Linked DNA regions of Homo sapiens: region 2 is linked to region 1. Evidence: chromatin loops called from intact Hi-C (ENCODE). Cell type or tissue: CD4-positive, alpha-beta T cell. All regions are shown on one strand.

What was found. Peaks named below come from ENCODE experiments on the same cell type or tissue, not always from the same donor. Only the 100,000 strongest peaks of a DNase experiment are listed, where the experiment ranks them.
Region 2: a loop joins it to region 1, with 5 times the contacts of the local background. A loop is called at or near these places in 2 of 110 quality-filtered maps.

Annotation. Positions count from the first base shown.
Region 1 is chr1:40,798,169-40,806,168 of GRCh38, reverse strand. The region is part of intron 1 of KCNQ4 (potassium voltage-gated channel subfamily Q member 4); the gene reads right to left. It also overlaps the pseudogene RN7SL326P. Among named protein-coding and RNA genes, the nearest start is that of KCNQ4, 18 kb to the right of the region's middle. RefSeq lists silencers at 3,694-3,878, 3,388-3,987. In CD4-positive, alpha-beta T cell, no CTCF peak of the experiment used is centred here; DNase peaks (open chromatin) are centred at 468, 2,708 and 3,678; H3K4me3 peaks cover 1,140 bases; H3K27ac peaks cover 1,554 bases.
Region 2 is chr1:41,351,771-41,359,770 of GRCh38, reverse strand. No RefSeq gene overlaps it. Among named protein-coding and RNA genes, the nearest start is that of FOXO6, 5.7 kb to the left of the region's middle. In CD4-positive, alpha-beta T cell, no CTCF peak of the experiment used is centred here; no DNase peak of the experiment used is centred here; H3K27me3 peaks cover 376 bases.

The DNA.
Region 1 (8,000 bases):
CTGGCTTTGGCGTAAAAATTTCATGTGAGGCCGGGCGCGGTGGCTCACGCCTGTAATCCCAGCACTTTGGGAGGCTGAGGCAGGCGGATCACGAGGTCAGGAGATCGAGACCATCCTGGCTAACACGGTGAAACCCCATCTCTACTAAAAATACAAAAACTTAGCCAGGCGTGGTGGTGGGCGCCTGTAGTCCCAGCTACTCCAGAGGCTGAGGCAGAAGAATGGCGTGAACCCAGGAGGCGGAGCCTGCAGTGAGCCGAGATTGCGCCACTGCACTCCAGCCTGGGCGACAGAGCAAGACTCCATCTTAAAAAAAAAAAAAAATTTCATGTGAACAAAAAGCTTTGCTGTTTTTTTAAAAAGTGTGAAATCCACTGAGTTGTGGGCCCAGGCCCAAACCCCTTAGCATGATTGCAAGGAAAGCCCCACCCACCAGGCCAACTTGCTCTTCACTAGCCGGTACCCAACCTGACACTTGGCACTGCATTATCATAGCTCTGTCCCTGACAATGGCAAACGCGCTCTTTTCCCCTCCCCACCTTTACTCATGCTGTGTCTGAGCATGAGCTCAGACTGGCAGGCTTAGGTCAGAGCCCCCACCTCATGCTCCCTTAACCCCCATCCCACCTCCAGAGGGAAAAACAAATCCAACACATCTGAGCCAGAAGGGTGCCTTCTGTGTTCCAGAACTACCAGGAAAGGAGTGATCCCAGAGTGGAATGAGCAAGGGGAGAGTGGTGGGGGGTGAGGGCAGAGAGGCAGGGGAGGTGGAAAGCGGACCATCTACTGGCTATGGTAAGGATCTTGGCTTTTACTCTGAGTGAGATGGGGAGTTTGAGCAGGGAGTAGCTCAATCTTCCTTATGTTTAAAAAGATCACACAGGCTGCTGAGTGAACGGACTATGGTGGGGGAGAGGGGAGGAGGGAGCAATGACGTTTGCCCCATTGTGAGTTGGAAAGTATAATCCTGGCAAGAGATGCCAGTGACTTTTTGTTTGTTTGTTTGTTTTGTTTATTTTTATTTTTAAGAGATGGGGTCTTGTTATGTTGCCCAGGCTGGATTGTAGTGGCTATTCACAGGTGTGATCCCACTACTGGTCAACACGGGAGTTTTGACCTGCTCCGTTTCTGACCTGGGCCAGTTCACCCCTCCCTAGGCAACTTGATGGTCCTCTGTTCCCAGGAGGTCACCATATTTATGCCAAACTTAGTGTGGACACCTGATTGGAATAGCTCACCACAGCCCAGAACTCCTGGGCTCAAATGATCCTCCCACCTCAGCTGCCTGAGTAGCTGAGACTACAGGCACATGCCACTTCACCCTGTGTGACTTTTTTTTTTTTTTTTTTTTGAGACAGGGTCTCACTCTGTTACCCAGGCTGGAGTGCAGTGGTGCAATCACGGCTCACTGCAGCCTCAACCTCCTGGGCTCAAACAATCCGCCAGCCTCAGCCCCCTGAGTAGCTGGGGCCACAGGTGGGTGCCACCATGCCCGACTAATTTATATTTATTTTTTGTAGAGACAGGGTCTCCCCATGTTGCCCGGGCTCGTCTCGAACTCCTGGGCTCAAACAATTCTCCTGCCTCCATCTCCCAAAGTGCTGGGCTTACAGGCATGAGCCACTACCAGCTGATGATGGTGACTTGTATGAGGGGAAGCGGAAGTGGCAAGATATGACCAGATACTGGCTATATCTGGGCACTGAAAGGTCCCTTAGAGATTAACCAACCTTCTCATTTATAGATGGGGAAACTGAGTCCCAGAGAGGGGCCTGGCTTACCTGTGATCATACAGTAGATCAGAGACAGAGTTGGGCCTGGCACCCAGATTTCCTGATTCCTAATGCAATGTTCTTTGGATTTCTCCTCTGTCTGTAGAAGGACTCAGGCACCTGCCTCTCACTCCCACCTCAAAAATTCCCTCATCCTGGGGCCAAGATGGGACCTGCCCCTGCCCTTCCTGCTGCATGTGACTTTGTGGCAGTGGGTTCAAGCATTGCCCAGTTTCCCAGCTACTTGAACCTGGCAGGGGTCAGGGTAACCTCAAAGGAGCCTTCTGTCCTCTGAGTCAGCAGAACCTGTGCACTATATTGGGGGAGGGAGAGGGAGGGAAGAGTCCAAGACAAGGGAAAGAGTTAGTCCTTGCCACTGGGTTCTCAGTACTTCCAGGGCAGAGAGAGCACCAAGAGCTGACAGGGTCGAAGAGGAGCACCGTGGAGGGCAGAGTTCCCTGGGGAGCTCAGGTGCCAAGACTGAGCCCAGCCCAGGAGTTCTGTAGACTCAGCCATTGAGGACCCCACCCAGTGGGTGGTTTGGGGACACAATGAGGAAGAGGGGTTTCAATGCCTTTGTTACTAATAAGCAAAGCAGCATGCAAACTCACAGGCCACACCTGGGGCATCTGGTTACAGCTGCCCTGAGAGCCATGCTCCCAGTGGGAACCCCAAATCCAGGACCAGCCAGACTGAATCCAGTGGGCTTTGCAAGCTGGAAAAGGCTTGCTGTGTGACTCGAGGCCAGGAGCGCAGCTTCTCTGGGCCTGACCCACAGCTAAGGTGGAAGGGTGGTTGGGAGGGTCTTTAACTGGAAGCTGGGAGGACATCTGCAGATACTCTTCTTAGTTTCCTCCGCCTGTAAAGAGAAAGGCTGCCCAGCCTGCAGGCCCAGCTGATGGAGGCAGGATCCTGAGTGGTGGCTGTGAGAGAGGTGTCAGGATTGGGGGGCAGCAGAGGGAGAAGCAGAAGGGCGTGGACACAGCTAGAAAGCTGGGTCGGTGGGTTCTGTCTCCTGACTCCGCCACCAGTCAGCTGAAGACTTGGGAAACTGTGTCTGAGTCTCAGCTTATTCCTCAGTGGGAGGAAGGGATTGGGTGGGAGTCTCTGAGGGCCCTATTTTTTGCTGATCCATCTGGGACTGGCAATTCCAGCTTCCCTAATGGGAAGCAAGGCCGTGGACGGCTCCTGAAGCTGCCAGTCCTCAGGGACTTCTGTGTTCTGGGAGTCCCCAGAAGAGGGTCTTTTACATTTCATTTACATGGAAAGTTTAGAGGGACCTCCTTCTACCTCCAAAACCCTCCCATAATTGAATAATGATAAGCAGAACTTCCAGTAACTTACTAACCACAGAAACCGTGCTGGAGATAGGGGGAAGGGGACAAATTGTATCTCTGGTCCTGATGCCCCCTCCTCTTCTAAATGAGGCAGACAGTCCCTAAATGTATCTCAGTCAAAAGAATGGGCTTGAATTCAGCTCTGCTCTGCCTTGGCTGTGTGACTTTTAGCAAGTTAACTGTCCCTCTCAGGACTCAGTTTCTTCGTCTTTCTAATGGGACCAATGATCCCTGGTCCGGCAGTCTGGAGGCAGGGGTCTCCCCTGGGTGAACCTACAGAGGGGTTGCAGAAAGGCTTGGGTTCACGTAGGGACAAGGGAAGCAGACACCCTGCGCGACTTCTCGGGAGAGGTACGGGTTCCTGCGGGGAGGGCTCCTGGGGGACTCCTCCCCCAGCACAGCCCTCGGCCCCCTTCCCCCGCCCGGGCTCCTTCTCCTCAGCAGGGGCGCCACTGCTCGGCACTCCCAGGTGCCCCCAGCCCGCCTCGGCGAGGGCGGGGCTTACGGAAATGGGCGGGGCATGCCGGGGGCGGGGAATGGTGGGCGGGGCTCTTGCGTCCCTGGGAGGGGCGGGGCTTTGCCAATGCCAGGCCCCGAGAGCGGGAGGGGCCGGGGCGGTGCTGCGGCTCCGATTACCTCCCCGCGGCCTCCCCCGCCCGGCCGGCTACTTTTTCCGTTTCCAAATTAACAATTGAAAACGCGGCGGCCTGAAAGGCGAGCAGCGGGCCAAGCGGAAAGTGTGAAGGTGCCGCCGCGTCCCCGAGGCCAGGGGCGGAGAGGGGGGACGCGACGCCACCGCCGCCTCGGCCTCGCCCTTCCACCTCACAGCACCATCCTAAAGGGCTCTTGGAGTAGGTAGTTTCACGTGTGACCTCAAGTAAGTCATTTCACCTTACGGAGACTCAGTTTCCTCATCCGGAAAATGGGGAGAGAAGACACACCGACCATACAGATAGTGCGGAATAAATTACACAATAGGTAGCAACTATTACTATCTTGTATGGGTAATGATGATAATATTGAGTCCCAAGCCCCCTTCCCCCTCCCATCATAGCCAAAGGAGTTGCCCACCAAGGGAGAATACTGGAGCTGAGGTCCAGTATTCTGGTCCCCTCGCCTCCTCAGGACCTCCCCAAATCCCACCTGACAGATAAAGAAATCAAAGTCGGGTCCTTGCAAAGGGCTCAAAGTCAGGAGTGAGTAGGAAGAACTAGGCCTGAGCCCAGGTCCTGGCCCCGAGGGCCAGGCTGTTCTTACAGAGACAGGTGCTCCCTGGGGCTGGCATCCTGGGCATGGGACCCCTTCTCCTCTGTCATTGTCCAGAGAGGTGAGTGCTGACACAGGGCAGCTGGAACAAATGAGTAGGTAATGGGAAGAGTCCCTGTTCCCAGGCATCCAGCCCAGGCACAGGTGCCAGATGGTAGACACCGGGGATAGATACAGTTCCTGGTTCTCCCGCCCCCCTCAATGTAAGCTCCATGAATGCAGGTACTTGATCTTGTTCCTACTTTCTCTCCAAAACCTAGTGCAGGGCCTGGTGCATTGTAGGTTCTCAATAAATGTTGAGTGAATGAATGAATAAATGAACGAATGAGTAGTCCAGCCAGCTGAGAAAAGCCTCTTATACAACTGCGGCCTCTTGCCTGGCCACTTGTGTGAAGTGGCCTGCTTTGGAGAGGGGGTTTAGGGTGAGTGCCCCTCTCCCCAGCCTGGAGACCTAGGGCAGTGGAATAGCAGGAGAAGAAGACAAAAACTGAGACAGAACAAAGGAGGAGGAGATAGGAGATGTGGTCCCAGAAAGCAGAGTTAAGATCCCCTCTTTCTTCCTAGCCCCTCAAGTCCCATTCCTGGTCAGCCCAGGACTCACCCCCATTCCCCTTCCCCCCAGCCAGCCTCTCACTGACCACCACAATTCCAGCCCCCTATCCCCACCTCCAGTCCACTTACCTTGCAGTCTGAATGCCTCTTCCTCAGCCCCTACCCCATTTACAATCCTACAACAGCTTCTTACTGTTAAAATAGAAAACCCAAGCTCCTTAGACCAGCGTTTGAGGCTGTACACACATCCTAAGCACCAGCGACACTCGACTTCTCCACTCCCTGTACATTTCCACCTTGGTGGCTTTTGTACTGTCTCCCCTTCTTGGGCTGTCTCTCTTCCACCTCATCCATCCATGATCGGCTTTGAATAGAGGAGCTTCTTTAGCCCCTCGTTAGGATTCCAGGGCCCCTGTGGGCCCCCTCAGGCACCCCTTCTCACACTATTCTACAAGAGGGAGAGTGTTCCTACCCGCTTACTCCTCACTGAGATCCATCCCTCTAGGGCAAGGCCAGTCTGGCTCCTCCACAACCCCCAGGCTGGCCCCAGCTGATGCTCAGACAGTATCTGGGGAGTGAACAGAAAGATGCAGTCACCAGGGCCTTGAGTTTCAGCGAGTGGGACTTCCACACTGTCCTGTGAAGCCTGAGAGTTCTGGGTAAGGCTGTCTTGGGGTTGCTGCAGAGGTAGGTGGGTGGGTGGAAGGAGGATTGATGCAAGCTCACCCCTAACTCTGGCAGGACTGGGGAGAGAGTATAAATGGAGACCCACATACCATAAGTCTAAATATTTAAAAGTTTCAATCAGGTTAACAAACTTTTAAATAAAATTTGCTCTATCCTTCCTGACACATATACCTTCATAATGACCTAGAAGACCAGGTTTGAATTTTAGTTCTTGGATGCCTTGGAATCCCATGCTGGAATCCAGCAGGGAAGGGACAGCCAGCCCCTTGCTACCCTCCGATCCTCAGATTCTCTTCCCACACTGGGCCCATCCCTCCCTGGGAGGGGCCTTGGGTACACTCCTGGGGGTGCCTCAGCCTGCTCTTCCGGGCTTTTGCTATACCCACTACAAACAGCCGTCCTTGAGCCTAGGGCTGCTCTGACAGCCCCTGGGAGAAGGGCCTGTGCAGACCCTGGAAGTAGGCATAAGTATTTGGCCAGGGAATTCCAGGGTTACCTGGAATGTGTTCTAGAGCAAGGAGGACCATGTACAGGCTCTGGGTTGATATGCCAGGGCCATATAGGCTGGCATAGAGTGGGTAGAATTCTGGGCCCCAACCCGTGACTCCACCCAGAGTAGCCCTACTTTGATCTGTTTTATATATTGTGCTTCTGTATCAGGTGTCATTCAAAGAACCAGATCTATGACTTGAAACAGTTTGAAAAGCTCTAATCTAGATCCTGCCTGCTACTGAACATGGGAAGCTGAGGTTACCGGGAGGCCAGTGACTGCATTCAGGCAGTGGGTTGGAGCAAATCCAGGGCACAGTCCCAGGCCTCCCTCGTGGAGGCCAAGGCTTGGGAGCACGTTTCTGATCAATAAGACCTAGGGCCTCCAATGGGACAGGCCACCAGGAGGTGGTGAGTGCTCAGTCCCTGGTGGGGGCCAGTGGGCGTGCTGCCAGGGCCTCCTGCCATGACCGGGGGCTGGACCCTCAACTCAGGTAGCCCAGCTCAGGAGTGGAGAGGCCAGACCAGGCCAGAGAAGGAGAGGGAGTCCTGGTATAAACAACCGTGGGGGGACCAAGATGTTTTCTTGTCTCCCAGGCGACGGCAGTGTTTACTGCCTAGCGAGGGGGGGGGCATGGCCCACACATTTGCCTCCCTGACTTGTAGCCAAATTTTTCCAGGAAGGGGTGGCCCAGGATGAGCCCCAAACACTCCTGCTCTGCACCCCAATCATCTTCCCTCAACTTTGCCCCAACATGTGCCCTAAACCTCCCTGACATCGCCCCCATCCTTCAGTCCCACATGCTATGTAGCACTGCACCTCCATCAGTCCTGAATGCCCCAGCATTGCCCCCTAGCTCCTGATTCTGCTCACAGAGTAGGAGGGTGGGGAGCAGAAGCAGGACAGGGGAAGGCCCCAAGCAGAGGAACTGGGTGTATGCCAGGGATCTGAGCTGGGGCTGCTGGGCATGGGGCAAGGACAAACCTCTCCCACGGCCCTGGCCAAGACAGAGGGAGGGCTGCAGCCCTTGGATTAGGAGAGTGCAAATCCCTCTCCCCAGCCAGGGCCCACCCCATGCCTGTCATGTGAAGGGCATTAGATGACCAGACCCCAACAAGGGAGGGGCTGGCAGGTGCCCACATGGTCATGCCACAGCCAGCTCCTTTGCCCAGGCAGCCAGGCCAAGGAGAAAAAACCCTTGATGCAGGAGGGCAAGTGGCAAGGTCCCCTTCCCCCACGGGCAGCAGCTGCAGCCAGGTCCAAACACAGGGGCACAGGGGTTGGTGTGGCTTGAGTTCCAGCCAGCAGCCCAGCCCAGCTTCCACATATATACACACACCCTGCCCAGCTGACGATGGGTCTCGTTGAGACACCAACTGATTTTCGCTGAGAGCGCAGGCTCAAAAATGGGGCTGTGTCCATCAGGGATCCTAGACAGGCATCTGGACCCCTGGAGTCCAGCCCTAAGTCAGCAACTTCTCAGCTGAATGACCTTGGGCAAGTCACTTCTCCTTTCTGAGCCTCAGCACAAAATAGCATAATAGTATCTTCCTCCAGGGTTGTTACATGAATTCAGTGGGATTCATTGAACAAACAATAAGTAAAGCCCACAATGGGTCCAGCATGCCTAAAACGGCTTTGTGGACTGTCAGTGGGAGAGAGGACCTCCTTCCCAGTACAGGTAGTATTTTGGACCTCGAGCTAAGGCTCGAGATGTGAAAAACGTCTGCCCAAGACCATCCAGAGGGTGCCTAAGCCCAGGCCAGCCCCTGGGAAGCTCTGCAGAAAGGTTTTCACTGTTATTTATCATCATTGGAGACAACTAAGATGCTTGGACTGAGCCTGGGTTCTGGTCTGGGCTCTACTGCTGACCTGAGTTTAGTCCCTGCCCTGTTC
Region 2 (8,000 bases), 550 kb before region 1:
GGCGTGGCATTTGCCTGAGTCATATCCCAAGGCAAGGGTGGGCATGGGAAGTGCTGGCTGACGACCCCTCCGATCCATACACATACACACATCCTCCAGGTGATTCTGTTTAGAGTCACAAGGAGCCTGAAATCATTGCTGAATCCACCCCCCACCACCACATCACTCGTATGCCCTCCATGCCTGGGGAGTCCATACTGGGAGCTGCTCCCCTAAGGGACCCTGGAGACCGAGCAAGCCTCCCGCCAGTCTGCGGCCCTGGCCCAGCTCTGAGCTGTGAGGCAGAGGCCTGCTGAGGGCCATACCATTGCTGGGAGGATCCTTAGCTGGGGGCCCTGGCACAGGCTGCCAACATGGGTCTGGGAAGCCAGGTTGGCAGAGATGCACTAGAGGCTGACTCAGGCCCCTGCCCTGCCCGGTGTCCACAGCTGCTGCCTGGACTCTCCTCTGAGGCCCATGTCTGGTACACTCAGCTCCTACACACACACACACACACACACACACACACATTCAAACTCACACCCAATGGCACACACTCACATTCTTCTCACTCACAACTTGGCCCCTGCTCACACATTCATTTTGAGGCAGTATAACATAGTGATTAAGAGCATGGGCAAGATACATAACTGCTCAAAGCCACTCTTTCCTACTCTACAAATGACTACCATAATAGCACTACCTTCACAGGATATTTGAAAAATTAAATACATTTATGAATGTGAGCACCAGGCTCAGAATAAGCGCGCAATAAATGCTAGCTGTTTTTATTGCTGCTTTTGTGTGTACATACCTTCCCTTCCTACTTTGCCCAGCTCATACAGTCCCACCTGCTCTTACCATGCACACACTCACAGCCGCTCACACATGTAGGCTCACTCACAAGCACACTCGCCACGTGCCTCACGCTTGTGTCTCAATTACACAGACCCATGGTTTCTACCTACAGTTCCCTTGACCACCAGCTCTCACCCTTCCCCGCTCCCCCAGGCTGGCTCTCAAGCTCCCATCCACCCTCCCTACCACGCCCACATTCATTTCTGTTCACAAACAAGCCCCCACTTGCTTCCCCTTTCATTCCTCGTTTTTCCACATGCAGGCACATATTCTTCACTCACACCTCCCTGGACACTGGAACATGCTCGCATTCCAGTGCACGCGCACTCACTTGCCCACAGGCAGGTGGATGTGCGCGTTACCCACTCAACTCGTGCTTGGATCACAAAACTTGTACACATACACTCAAACAATCCCAGCGCATGCCTCAATACCTCAGCTGACTCGCCCACTCCCAGTGAGGAGCACACACCACACAATTCTCCCAACACACACTGCCATCGGCAGACACCCCCCACCCGGGGCTAAGGTGGCACTCCCCTCGCCCTCAAGAGACTGTCTCCTCCCTGTCACTTCCCCTCCTCCAGTCTCAGCTCCCCAGCCCCTCCCAGCGCTCAGAATAGCCCCTGCCACCACTGCTGCTGCCACCGCTGAGCCATCAGGGCCCGCCAGAGCCTGCTTCCCAGTGCTTGCTGCCAGCTTTCCCGGCTCACTCAGGGCAAGTGAGGACAGGAGGACGCGCTTCTCTGAGGCTTGATGGGCATAGCTGCGCTGCATCCCCAGAGCCCACCTGGAAAAAGTCAGCCATCCTGGGATTGGCTGCTGCCACTTGCTCAGGACCTGTGTGCCCTGGTCCTCATACCCCCGGCTGAAAGCAGAGAGGGCTGCCTCTCAGAGAAACCCAGGTCTGGGAAGGAAGAGGTTTGCTCAAGGAAGTGCAGTGAGTTGGGAACAGAGCCAGACCACAATCAACCCAATCATTCCTAGCCCATCATGCAGGAGCTTGAGAAGACCCTCCCCTAAACCACATGGTTATCAAGAACCCCCACCCTGCCAGCACTGAGCAGAGCCTGGCTGATATTTAATGCCACCGTTGCCAGGAAAAAGGAATAGCACAGAGATGATGTCTGGGGACACCTCTGGAGGGGAGGGGAAGGGGCTGGTGACCAGAGGAGGCCTCCAGGGGCAGAAAGGGGGAGTGTCTGCAGAAGCCAGAGGGGATATCAGGACAGCTGGGAGCGCCTCCAGGACAGGCTCAGGCCTGGCCCCTGCAGGGACAGTGACAGGGAGTGGGTGGGGCTGAGCTGAGGAGGCTCAGCTGAGGGGGACAGTGCAGCAATGCAGCCCCTATAAGAAGACCCAAGGCCCCTTCGGCGGCCTGCACAGACCACAGACCAGGCCTGGGCAGAGAGTTCTGCTGGCTCTGGGGAGGCAGCTTACAGCAGCGACTGCTGGGTGCCCAAGAACATGGAGCCCAGGCCCAAAGGACCTTGTACCTTCCTTGTCCAGGAGGCTGTACCACCACTGGCAGGGTAGAGAATCACTGGCATAGTGATTAAGAAATGAATGCCAAAGTGAGCTCCTCTTACAGGCCAAGCCCATTCTGCACACCATCCCATTCAATCCTATATTCTTATCCCCATAAGGTTCCCCAAGCACTCACTAAGTGCTGGCCCCTGTGGAGCACCTGACAGGCATTACCCAAAAGAATCAGACTCCTAGGAGCAAGAACTGGGCACATCTCGTTCACTGCTGTGTCTCTGGGGCCTAGAGCAGAGGCTGACACAGAGGAGACCTTCTGTAAATATCTGTTGAGTGAAGGGATGTGAAAAGAAATCACAACCACCTGAGAGGCAGAAAGTATTATTCCCATTTTCTGGATGGGGAAAGTGAGGCTGAGAGAAGGGAAGTGAGTAACTTACTTCCCTGGAACTCAAACTAGAGTCTGGGTTTGCTCCTTGCATAGCACCGCGGGGCAGGGAAAAAATGAGCTTGGGGCAAGTAACTTCCCTTTTCTAAGTCTCAGTTTCCTCATCTGGGAAATGGGAATGGCTGCACTTACATCAAGATCCCATATGTGAAGTGCCAAGCACAAAGCCCTGCAAAGAGTATGTCAAACATCACATGTCCTTCGTCCTCCTCCTCTGCCTTGGGTTTGTCCTGATAGTCTAAATTTCGGCAGGACCACACCTGGGAGCTAAGATGCCTGTATGTCACCCCCCTTCTGTACCATGGGAAGGAGGTATATTAATTTGTTAGCACTGCTGTGATAAAGTACCACAAACTGGGTGGCTTAAAACAATAGGAATTTATTGTCTCACAGTTCTGGAAGCTAGAAGTCTGAAATCAAGGTGTTGGCAGGACCACACTGTCTCTGAAGGCTCTAGGGGAGAATCCTTCCTTGCCTCTTCTAGCTTCGTGCAGTTGCCAGCAATCCTGCATGTTTCTTGTCTTGTAGACGCATCATTCGAGTCTCTGCCTCGGTCTCAACATGGTGTTCTTCCCCGCCTGTGTCTTCACATGGCAATCTCCTGTCCATCTCTGTATCTTTCCTATTCTTGTAATGACACCTACCATATTGGATTTAGGGCCCATTCCATTCTAGAATGACCTCATTTTAACTTAGCTAATTATATCTGCAGAGACTTTATTTTCAAACAAGTCTATATTCTGAGGTTCCTGGAAAGGCAAGAATTTTGGGGGGCCACTATGGAACCCATTGCAAGAGATGTAATAGAAAATGTGTAGGATTTGGAGACAGGCAGGTCCAGATTTGAATTCTGCCTCCTTCACGAAGAAGCTATTTGACTTTGGCCTTCTCTGAGTCGTCTTGTTTCTTACCCTGTAACGTGAGGACAACAACCTCGACCTCCCAGGGTTGTTGCAGGGAAAAGATAAGTGATGATTTGATGGCAGTGCCCGGCAGAATAAGACCTAGTATCTCACTGTGGCCTCACTGCCTGCCATGTCCTGCCCAAATGTCCTCTCCTCTGGATTGTCCTGTCCCCAGGGCCTCCAACAGTGGTGTGAAAACACTGGGCTGCAGTATTCTGCTACTGGCCCTGCTCTTGGCTAAGTCACTTCTTTCTGGAACTCTGTTGCCTCATCAGTCAAATGGGTGGAGGACCTAGGCAGATACTCTCGAAGCTTCCATCTGAGGGTGATGTTCACAGAGTCTTGAGACCTCCTTGCAAAATACTAGTTTGGAACTCTAAAGACACAACCATCACTATAAGAAGTCACTGAAAAGGGAGTGAGCTTTCTAGGAGAAAGCTACCCCTTCCAGCTTCCCTCCTCCCACCAGGCCCTCCCAATCCCCACCAGGCCATGGAGGCAGTGGACCTTCCCAAGTCAGTAAGCCTCCACTTGTGAGGACCCCCCAGACTTGCTGCTTCTCCCCTTGGCGGCCATAGCCCCAGCACTGGTAGGTGACTGTGGAAGGAGGTAGCTAGTACCAGCTCCATTAAGGACCCACTGTGTAGCCATGGAATGGTTACTTACCTCAGTTTCCCCATCTGCAAAATGAAGATCACATCTATCCCACTCCCCCAGAGGAGGTACAAGAATAAAAGGAGATAATGAGGTAGGGAAGGAGCTATGTGGCCTCTGAAAAATTGTAAGTATTTCTCTCTCTGGCTGACAGCTTGGCCTTGCCCTGTGTCCTCTAGATGCATGGCCAGCGTCACCACCTCCTCAACTTGACTGTTGGTCTCAGGGCCCCACCACACAGGGAACCCTGGTAGAGAGGCTGGCGCCTCCTGGTGAATTAAGATAATTAGAACAACCAGCCCTGCAGAAGTGGCTGACGGAGGGAGGGAGGAAAGGCCTCCTGTGTGCCAGGCACTGTGTTGTGTGTTCCATCTTATTTAATCCTGAAAGCCACACTCTGGAGTAGCCACAGCTATTCCCATTGCAGATGGGGAAACTGAGGCAGCACTCCTGAGGAAACTTCACAGTGCCATTGTGAGAATGATAATAATAATGACTGCTATGGTCGAAACGTTTAAGTCCGCCCCAAAATTAATATGTTAAAATCCTCACCTGCAAGGTGATGGTATTAGAAGGTGGGGCCTTTGTGTGGTGATTAAGTCTTGGGGCTGGAGCCGTTATGAATGGGATTTGTGCCTTTATAAAGAGGCCCTAGAGAGACCCCCTGCCCCTTCTGTCATGTGAGGTTGGACCAAAAAGTCAAAGTCTATGAACCAGAATACAGGCCCTCACCAGACACTGAATCTGCCAGCACCTGGATCTTGGACTTTCCAGGCTCCAGAAAGGTGAGAGGCACATTTCTGTTGATTATAAGCTACCCAGTTATAGCAGCCCACGTGACTAAGACAATGACGAGAAAATAATGTATCAAAGCACTTACTAAGTGCACCCTTTATGCAAAGTGAGTCCCTGGCTCTCACTTGATCCTAAATTAATCCTAGAGCCTGGGATTATTTTAGAAGGGACAGCAGAGGCTCAGAGAAGTAAAATAAATTTCCCCAGGTCACAGAGCCAGAACCTCAGCCCATATTTTCCAGCCCCGAAGCCAACGCTTTCATGGCTACAGCTGCTTTCTCTCACCTGGTTGCTGCCTGCACAGGTGGGTGTTGCCAAATAAGTGGGGCACAGACTTCCCAGGCCAAATGGAGCAGACAGGTTGGCAGAGAGGGGGCATGCCCTCTTCTCCCCTTTGTGTTGTGTGAAACATGCTTAGCCCACACCCTTAACTTCTACTTTTAATTACTGCAATTTAATATTTGGGTTAGAGTAAGTGAGGACAAGCCAAAAATGTGGTCCCCACCAATGCTGTCATCCTACCCTTTGTAAACTCTCATCAACCAGCCGATAGTCCCTCAGCTGGTCTGACCGCCCTGGGACCTGGTTCCGGCCCCAGGCTGCTTTGCAGTCACTTCTCTGCTGCTCCTCTGGGTGCTAGGCATGGCCTGAGCAGGGCCCCACCACTATGACCACAACTCTTACCCGCAGGGCCCAGGCCAGCCACGTGTGCCGCCCACATTCTCTCTGCAGCTGCCGTTCAGAGGCCCTCTCACCCAGTAGAAAGACCTCATGCCGTGCGTGCTTATCCTAGGCCTACCTGCCTAACATGCTTTTCCTGAACCTTCATTTTTATCTCCTGATCTCCTGGCCTCTGTCCCTTAACATGGAGAGTGCAGGAATTGAGCCCAAAAGGCTTGGGTTAGAATCCCGGCTGTAACTTGGTGACCTTGGACATTTCATTTCCCTGAGCCTCAGTTCCTTAGCAGTAAGACAACACTGGCGTTGGCAGCAACAGCACAGGACTATTGTGAGGATGATAATAATAATAATAATAATAATGACAGGCTGGATGTGGTGGCTTATGCCTGTAATCCCAGCACTTTGGGAGGCCGAGGTAGGTGGATCACTTGAGGTCAGGAGTTCGAGACCAGCCTGGCCAACATGCTCACGCCTATAATCCCAGCACTTTGGGAGCTCGAGGTGGTGGGATCACTTGAGCCCAGGAACTCCAGACAAGCCTGGGCAATGTCCCTACAAAAAAATCAAAAACTTAGCCAGACACAGTGGCCAGTGCCTGTGGTCTAGCTACTCAGAAGGCTGAGGTGGGCCGGGCACGGTGGCTCACGCCTGCACTTTAGGTGAATCCCTGTCTCTACTAAAAATACAAAAATTAGCCAGGCTGGTGGTGGGCGCCAGTAATCCCAGCTACTTGGGAGGCTGAAGCAGGAGAATCACTTGAACCTGGGAGGCAGAGGTTGCAGTGAGCTGAGATTGTGCCGGTGCACTCCAGCCTGGGTGACAGCGAGACTCTATCTCAAAAAAAAAAAAAAAAGAGACAAAAGAAAATAACAATAATATTTCTCAAGAACATATTAAGTACAGCCTCTGTGCTAAGTGATTCCATGGCTCTCACTTGATCCTTCATCAATCAGGAGAGGTTGGCATTATTTTACTGTCATCCCCATTTCACAGATGAAAAGGGGGAAACAGAAGTTCCTGGCACATAGTAGGCACTTGACAAGTGCTGATTGTTTCTATGGCTTTTGGTTTTTCAACCATCTAAATTCATAAATTAAACCAACTATTCTCAAGCTGAGCTAGAGTACACAGCAGTTGTTCCTACCTGTGGCATCTGTAGGTGTCTGGCTTGCTCAGTGACTCTAGCTTGGCAAACGGATTGCCCAGGCTGGCTCCTTGTTCTGAGATATCTCATCCAAAGATCTCATCCATCCAAACTCATAAAGAGCCTATGCTGGGGTCAGGAGATGTGGGCCCCTGGGCCAACTTGACCAGTGTTTTACTTAACTCCTCCGAGCCTCAGTTTCCTCTATTTATGTTGCAGAGAAGAGTAGTAGGAGTGGCACATAATAGGTGCTTCTAAACTTTTGGCTCCACAACCTCTCCATATGCCTTAGTCATTTGCATGAGATATAATTAAAGACCAATTCAAAACACTGACCAGCCAAACACAAAAGGGAGCCATTAACACAGTGAACAAATCAATAGAGAGGGGGTGGGTGAGCAAGCGCTCTCCTGATGTCACTGGATGGGCCCTCCGTCCCCACATTGCAATGTGTGCAGATATGCTACCTTCTTGCCTGCTGGGAAGCACAGAGTTAAATCTTGTATCAAACACAGGAACTATTCTAAGTGTAGGTTTGTAGTTCATTCTCTTTTCCCGTTGTATTACAAAGTTCTTACTTCTTTTCCTTACTTAATGGTTGTATTTTTATTGTATGTGTCATTTTATAAAAATCAGAATCTACCCAAATCCCTTTTTATGGAAGTAGAGGCATAAATGATGAGGGAGGAAAAGTAGTACAGATACAGGAAGTCAATCCACATACAGGGTGAGACAGAACTCAGGCAGCTTTCTCACATCCCTGACCAACGCCTTTGAAAGTCAGCTTGTCTGTCACCTCTTCTAAGAAGCCTCCTTGGATCACTTTGGATGATGCCTTAGGTTTCTCCAGAGAAACAGAGCCAACTGGAGATAGATTAAACAGATTGATTGATGAATAGATAGATAGATAGATGATAGATAGATAGATAGATAGATAGATAGATAGATAGATAGATAGATAATGAGGAAACTGGCTCACACAATTATGGAGACTGAGAAGTTATGGAGGCTAAAAAGTTCCACAGTCTGCCCTTGCAAGCTGGAGGTCCAGGAG